Linked DNA regions of Homo sapiens: region 1 is linked to region 2. A link is a loop called in an ENCODE intact Hi-C map of the cell type or tissue named here. Cell type or tissue: Caco-2. All regions are shown on one strand.

Region 1 (4,000 bases), 250 kb before region 2:
GGAAATGATTTTTGCCATATCCAAAAAAGGAAGAGTGGAGGCCTTGGAAAGGTGTGTCTTCCAAGGGCTCTTGGAAAGCTTCTCCCAGTGTCACCCAGTGAGAATGTTTCCCTTTGGCTGATGGCCGTTCTCACACAAGAACTGAGATATTCAGCCGACGTTAGGTACACAGGCTCACAAAGTCAGACCTTGCCTGTTCACAGTATTGGAGCAAAGAAGGCATGGGAAGAGGCAAGAATCAGATTGTGAAAAGGTTGATCATACATGGCCATTAGGCACACGTACCTTTATGCTTTTGGATGCCTACAATTATAGAATCATAGATGGGCCCAGAGATGCCTGGGTGCAGAGGTGGAGATGGAGACTCCATGAAGGAATGTACCCTGGCTTTCCTTACCTCTTGTCCAGATCTCCCGCCATATGCCTGGGGCTCAAGGGGGAGAAGTCCCTGGCTTTGGCTGTAGTTGAATCACAGAACTAACCATGCTTATAGCCCATGAAACCCCTGGGCTGTCATCCTGGTGTCTTTAGTGAATTCTAGAACAGCATCTGCAGGAGGCAGAGACCAACCTTCTTCTATCTTCCACAGCTGTCAGAAACAGCACCTCCCCGGGGAAGGGAGCTATGTGCCAGGCAGTCAGGCTGGCACCTGTGCTCCTGTTAATTCATGAACTCTCACATCTACCTACGAGGCAGGCTACATCAGCCCTGTTGCAGAACACCCAAGGATCCAGTAAATTGCCCTGCCTTATTTAGTTACCAAATGTGGGAGCCTGGATTCACACCCAGCTCTGTCTGCTCCCAAAGTTCTTATTCTTTAACCTGCTAGTCTTTTCTGGGGAGTTCTCAGCCCTTTGGTGTATTTTTCTTTTAAACTTTGGTGCTTGGAGAATGACCTAGAAAATGTTCTCCCTATGGGCATGGGGAACCATTAGTGTTTTGTTTTGTTTTGTACAGTTTTTAAAGGACATTTTATTTCTGTTAGAATTTGTGTTATGAAAACAAAGTATTTTCAACTTTCAGGAATAAATGCTGAACTGTAAATACATATATGTATATAATATGTGCATTCAAATATAACACATAGCTATCATACATATGCATGTTATTTATATTTGAACATATTTATGCATATTTAATGTGATATATTAAGTCTGTTATAACTGCCTATAGAGATTTTATTTAATAATCTGTGAGTTAATACTAAGATCATACTTGGAACCATTACTTTTATATGGGATAGAAAAGTGGGTTGTGTGATGTTTTCTGAGAACCAGCCCACTCCCAAGGGGAGGACATAAAATGGGCATAAATCAACAATGTAATACCCACGAAGCTGTCTGAGAACTCCATACAGTGAAGGAGAGGAGTGCCAATCACCACTGGCTTCCTCTGCAGAGTCCTGCTCCAAGGACTGGAACGGTCAGCAGATGTGTGGGCTGTGGCCCTTTCCTGTGCTGTCCGTGAGTCACAATGGAAGGTTCTGTTCATTTTGTTGTCCCCGAGATTGTTGGACAGTTGTATTTTGATGTGTTGAGGCCAGTTTCTTCATCTGGTGCCTTTGTAAGATCTTTTCTGTACTTGAAGGACATTCTTTTACTCCTTTAAAACACACCAGCCTGAGGGACATCCCTTTATTCCCCTTGTCTTTGCATATCTGCCCACGTAAAGCTTACTGTCTGGCTGGGGAATGTGAGACATAGCTAAGGGTATGAAATCCTAAAAGAGTTTCCCAAATATGTAGGCCACTGTCCTGGGGCCTGAAAGCCCTTTCTGTCTATGGCCTCCTTGGAAGGCATCGAGGAGGTGATATTGATGGGTTTTGATGACTTTCCTAAGTGAGCAGTTGTTTCAGATTGAGAAGGCCACTCTGTGGATGTCTCAAGGGAGAGGTGCCAGTGCAGGTGAGACTGCAAGGTCACCAGAGCTGTGCTGCTTGATGCAGATGACGACTTCTTCCTGGCAGGGGCAGTGCTGGGCTTTTCCAGGTTCTGGGAGAGCTGGTGAGCGCTTTCCTCCAGTTGCCAGGGTGCTGGTCATCTGGGCAGCAGATAGTCACTGCCTCACCTGTGGGGAGCCAAGCTATGGTTGCTGTGGCAGAATCCTCCAAGTGCCCAGGCACCCGACTGGTGTGACAGCAGCCAGGAGGGAGCAGGGAGATGAGAGAACTCCCAGTAAAGTCTGCTTCTGGGTACCATACAGCGGGAGGGAATATGCTTGATGCCAGCTCTTCCAAAGGTCATGGAGGCTGGGGAGGACACACACACACACACACACGAACACACAGCCGCTGTAGAGCATAAAGAATGAATGAATGGGGGCCGGGCACGGTGGCTTATGCCTGTAGTCCCAGCACTTTGGGAGGCCGATGCGGGCAGATCACGAGGTCAGGAGATAGAGACCATCCTGGCTAACATGGTGAAACCCCATCTCTACTAAAAATACAAAAAAATTAGCCGGGCGTGGTGGTGGGCACCTGTAGTCCCAGCTACTCGGGAGGCTGAGGCAGAAGAGTGGTGTGAACCCGGGAGGCAGAGCTTGCAGTGAGCTTAGATTGCGCCACTGCAGTCCAGCCTGGGCGACAGAGCGAGATTCCGTCGCAAAAAAAAAAAAAAAAAAAAAAAGAATGAATGAATGAATGAGTGAGCAAGTGAATGAATAAAGGATTGAATGCACCCAGCATTCTTTTCTCTTAGGGGACTCTTCCTGACTACTGCACAGGAAAAGAAAGCAGACCCTGTTTGCCCATGAGGATACTGACCCTTGCTCAGGTTGTCATAGCTTGTACTTTTCCACTGATGCGGAAAGGGAGGCCCTGCCAAAGAATGTCCTTGGAGTGATTCAATGTATTTTTCCTTCTGTGATTTAAGTCAAATGTATTTAATGTAAGAAGTTCCGCTGTGAGCTGGAATGTGTGATGAGTCTTTCAGCCTCCCCCCGAGAAAGCCCACCGTGTGAACACTTCCAGTTTTAGCTCCATCAGGTGTGTAAGCTGACAGTGGTTGGCGTGGTGGTGGCTGTTTTTAAAGTACACACACCCAAATGGGCTTGTCAGCTAGTTGGCTGGAAAAACCTTTCTGGGGGCTGCGAGGGATTGATGTTTGCCGTTCATGTGTTCATTCATTCAATAGTTCTTGAACATTACCAGGGACACAGCATTACACCAGGTGTGTTTTCAGGCTATAAAGGTGAGAGATTCCGCCCCCCCCGCCAAAAAAAACTTCAGGGACTTATTGACGTCTCAAAATATAGTTTCTATTGACAATTCATTAAACAAGTTAGTGAAAGTTAAAATTTTAATTTTAAAATCTGTATTTTAAACAAAACAAATACAAAAGTGTCGTATAACTGAGTTAATTCTTTTATTTTTTGAGATGGGGTCTTGCTGTGTTGCCTAGGCTAGAGGTCAGTGGTGCAGTCTTGGCTCACCATAGGCTCAACTTCCTGGGCTCAGGTGATCCTCCCACCTCAGCTTCCTGAGTAGCTGGGACTACAGGTATGCGCCACCACACCCGATTAATTTTTTGTATTTTTAGTAGAAACAGGGTTTTGCCATGTTGCCCAGGCTGGTCTCAAACTCCTGGACTCAAGCAATCTTACCCACCTTGGCCTCCCAACGTGCTGGGATTACAGGCATGAGCCACTGCGCCTGGCTGAGTTAATTCTTTAGTTCAGTAAAAGTGCTGGAGTTTTTAAAAGAGTGAACTTCAAGGATTTTGATCTTCGGCCTGAATACTTCGCACACATGCCCACGATGGGGCCCTTTGTGCCCTTCTGAGTCCAGCCTGGCCTGCTGGCATGCGTCTGGTTTCTCTCTGTAGGACTTGGCAGGCACAGTTGTGTGGGATGCAAATTACGCAAGCACAGAGGCTTGGGAACTTGCTGCCACCAAGCCTCTCCAGTGATTCTTCTCCTGTGTTGGTCACCCTCACCCTTCATTCCCCTCAAGGCAGGAAAAAGAACAGAAATTCCTAAGGCAGTGTTGTTCCCAGCACACAAT
Region 2 (4,000 bases):
TTCACCTTGTTGGCCAGGCTGGTCTCAAACTCCTGACCTCAAATGATCTGCCCATGTAGGCCTCCCAAAATGTTGGGATTACAGGCATGAGCCACTGTGCCCAGCCTAATGGTATTTCACTGAAGATTTAGTTTGCATGAGTAATAATGTTAAGTATATTTTCATGTGTTCATTTTTATATCCTTTTTTGTAAATTCTTTTCAAGTCTTTTTTGAATGAAGTTTTGATTTGAGTTACTTTTCTTACTGATTTCTATAAGATTTTAATGTATTACGGATATGATTTTTTGTTAGAAATATGTCTTGGAAATATCTTCTTGTAATTAGTGGCTTGTCTTATTTATCTTCTTCATGGTATCTTTTGAACAAAAATTATTAATTTTTGAAAGCTCAATTGACCAATCTTTCCTTTTATGGTTAGCACTTTTTACTTCTTGTATTCTATTTAAGAATTCTTTGCCTATCCCAAAGCTATGAAGATATTCTCCTGTTTTCTGGAAATTGGTTGTTTTAGATTTTATATACAGATCAAAGTAAAATCTCTAATTTTGTATATGTCATGAAGTGAGGTTCATTTTTTTCCCTGTATGACTACCAGAGCCTCTACTCTGGCCTTGAATTGAATATTCATCCCAAGCTTTTCTTTCTGCTTTTGTAAGCTCTCCAATATATCCATAGAAGTCATGCCACCCCACAATCTTTGTAAAAATTATGGTTGTCACTGTAATCAACTGCAGCTACTCCAATGGACCACCTCAAGTCTTGCCCTCCACAGACACTGCATCCCACACTCGCCACAGAGATAATTTGAGTAATTGTGAAGCCCTTGCTTGCTATGGTTTGCCAGGCATAAGTGGTCATCTGTTCACTCATTAAGTGTGTAAGCAACTCAGTCCCAGAATCCCACCACTATATTCTATGCCTTAGGGACACTGTAGGTAAAAACACTATATCAGTTTTGGACCATGCAGGAAACGTAATTCCTCTCAGGTGTTTTACCTGAAGAAGCTTTACAAGGGGACTATTTGCAGAGGGCAGACATAGTTAAAGGGAGCAACAGTGATAGTAAAATATCCAGAGACTAGCAATGGAAGAAAGATGTTACAGTCTCTTTGCTTAGAGGGGGGATAAGATAGATAGATGGCATTACTAAAGCCCAGTCAAAGCTGGAATGGAGTAGGGACCACCCTTTAAGAGGTGTAATCTAGGAAGCTCACAGCCACCACAAAACCACACCACCAAAGCAAGAAGAAAGAGGATGAAAACTACCTTAACTTCTGTCTCCTTCTCCTTTCTTAACTCCTGCTGCTGCATTTCATTTGCCAAGCCCAATCAGGAGTCAACTGGAAACAGCACAAAGATTGCAATTCATAGAAATCAGTCTTCCATTGCACCAAACAGGAAAGAGAAAGTCTGAGAGTGGATCTGGAGGAATGGCCAAATAGAGAATAAACAGCACATATTGTGAAATAAAAACCAAAATAGACCTAGCAAGATAATGTTGGAAACAGTAAAAATAACACCTAAGAAAACTAAATTGTCAATAAAAATTATAGAATATTAAAAATTATAAATATAAACTATAGAAACATACCCAGATGTAAAATGAACAAATAAGTGGAGAAAATCTAAAATAATAAATATAGATGCTAAAGATTCAGGAACTGCAAAATTGTAGGGATTTCTAGTGATGAACAAAAATTGTGGCTGTATGTTTCTCTCTTTTATCTACAGTTTCTGGCATAGTATAGCCCTCTGATAGAAATGGGTGGGTGGATGGATGGATGGATGGATAAATACAAAAAACAGAAAGAACAGAGGAAACCAAAATCAATAATGACATTAATTTTTTTAACTAAAAGCAAAACAAACCAACACTAAAAGCAGAAACACTCTTCGAAATGGGAAATGTAAGTCAATTTTAAAGAAACAAAAATCAAGCCAGCCTTGGATTCTTCTGCTGCAACAATGCCTGTTGCATATTCTAATATAGAACCTCCAAAAAAATTAGTTTCACCTAAGAATTTGGAACCAACTCAACTCATTATTCATATTCGTATTCATTTTCTAAAAGAAAAACATAGAATTCTTCTACAACAAATTATGGTGATTCCTTCCGTGACACTGGTTTTACTGATAAACATATGTCCTATTGCTTTATTTTCTTCTCTGCACACACAATAACTTTGTTTGAAAGCATTTTAAGCAGCAATAAAACTCAACATGTATTGCACCAATGATCTAGGAAGCTCAGTTAAAGTGATGACACTTTATAAAAGTTATAAATAACTGATTTATAAATATTTATAAAGTTATAAATAACTGAGACAAAGTACATGCATGGGTAGGCAATTGACCACTATGGTTTCAGTGCCCTCTGGCTGACAATGATTGTAAGACACATCAATTATAAGACGTGTCTCAATTCCCAAGCTGTTAACATGTGAAACATGCATTTCTTGCCATATTTATCCACAAAATATGGCATATTGAACCTTAGCAATTACAACAGCAAAGTTTTGCTACTGAAAAGCTCACGGGAGCATAAGAAAAAGCCTGACTACATGTGATTCAGAGGAAATAATTATAAATATTATTGACACAAAAAATAAAAACACAGTGAGAGTCTCTCAGAACCACATGATAAAATAATCAAGAATTTAAAAGACAAGAGGAATAACAAAAAGTTAAAACTAAAAAGCCAAGGTTTTGCCATCCCTAAAAGGCAATCCAAAATACTATCTCTTTATCTGAGTATAACTTTACATGGAGTTAGGAATTTTTTTGGAATCCTTTATTGTGATCATTCATGGAATTTTTTTAAATGTGCATGCTGGCGGGCGTCTGTAATCCCAGCTACTTGGGAGGCTGAGGCAGGAGAATCGCTTGAACCCAGGAGGTGGAGGTTACAGTGAGCCAAGTTCGTGCCACTGCACTCCAGCCTGGGTGACAGGCAAAACTCTGTCTCAAAAAAAAAAAAAAGTGTGTACAATACAAGTCTTAAAAAGCAAAAGAAGGCTAGATGTGGTGGCTCATGCTTGTAATTCCAGAACTTTGGGAGGCCAAGGCGGGAGCATCACTTGAGCGCAGGAGTTCAAGACCAGCCGGGGCAACAATCTCTACACACACACACACACACACACACACACACATATATGTATACATTTAAGTTTGTGTATATGTATTAAAGCAAAGGAAACAGAATAACCCATAAAAATAGACATGAAAGAGAGAAAAGACATAGCAGAAAATGTACAAAGCATAAAATAGAATAACCAAAAGTAGAGCTGGTCTACAGTTATCACCATAAATGTTCATTTATTCAGCAGCATTTATTGAGTACCTCGTATATGCCAGGTACTGTTCCAATCACTAAGGGTACAGCAGTCTCTTTTCCTGTGGAACTTACACACTTGTCAGAAGACACTGATAATTAACAAATAAACCAAAATAGGCTGTATGTAAGATAAATGCTACACAGGAAAAAAAAAAAAAGCAAGATAGGTGAATGGGAAGTGCCAGGTGAAGTGTGTGTTGCGTTGTGTGGTGTAGCATGTATTGTGGTCTGGGTGAGCGGCCTTGAAGCAGATGAGGGAATGAGCAGATATCCGAGGTAATCTACATTTCTCCATTAAAGACAGAGTCTTATTTTGGATTTTAAAATCTTGAAATATATTGCCAGGAGTGAAAAACTTAAAGCTAAAGTGGAGAGAAAAAAATATAAATAAAGATTTGAACAAGTATGTGAAACACACTGGGAGAGAAAGCAGAGGCAGTAATGTTCATATTCACACAGAGCAGGAATTTTAGGCTGAAAGTATTCAATAAACAAAGTTCTTTCTGTGATAAAATATAAATAGTACAAATATATCATATTGAGTCAATGCTCTAAAAGAATACAAGATATGTAAATATACAAAAATGAACTATAAGGAACATGAGAAGGAATCAACTGAAGTGCCAAAGTAGAATACATTTGAAATTGACAGTGTTAAATCTTT

The links. Hi-C counts contacts between places; a loop is a spot of excess contacts. Peaks named below come from ENCODE experiments on the same cell type or tissue, not always from the same donor. Only the 100,000 strongest peaks of a DNase experiment are listed, where the experiment ranks them.
Region 1: it touches region 2 in a loop (13-fold over the local background); 11 of 110 quality-filtered maps call a loop at or near these places.

Annotation. Positions count from the first base shown.
Region 1 is chr14:91,897,421-91,901,420 of GRCh38, reverse strand. The region is part of intron 4 of FBLN5 (fibulin 5); the gene reads left to right. Among named protein-coding and RNA genes, the nearest start is that of TC2N, 32 kb to the right of the region's middle. RefSeq lists an enhancer at 3,797-4,000. In Caco-2, no CTCF peak of the experiment used is centred here; a DNase peak (open chromatin) is centred at 1,980.
Region 2 is chr14:91,648,483-91,652,482 of GRCh38, reverse strand. The region is part of intron 15 of CATSPERB (catsper channel auxiliary subunit beta); the gene reads left to right. Among named protein-coding and RNA genes, the nearest start is that of CATSPERB, 82 kb to the left of the region's middle. In Caco-2, a CTCF peak has its summit at 2,347; no DNase peak of the experiment used is centred here.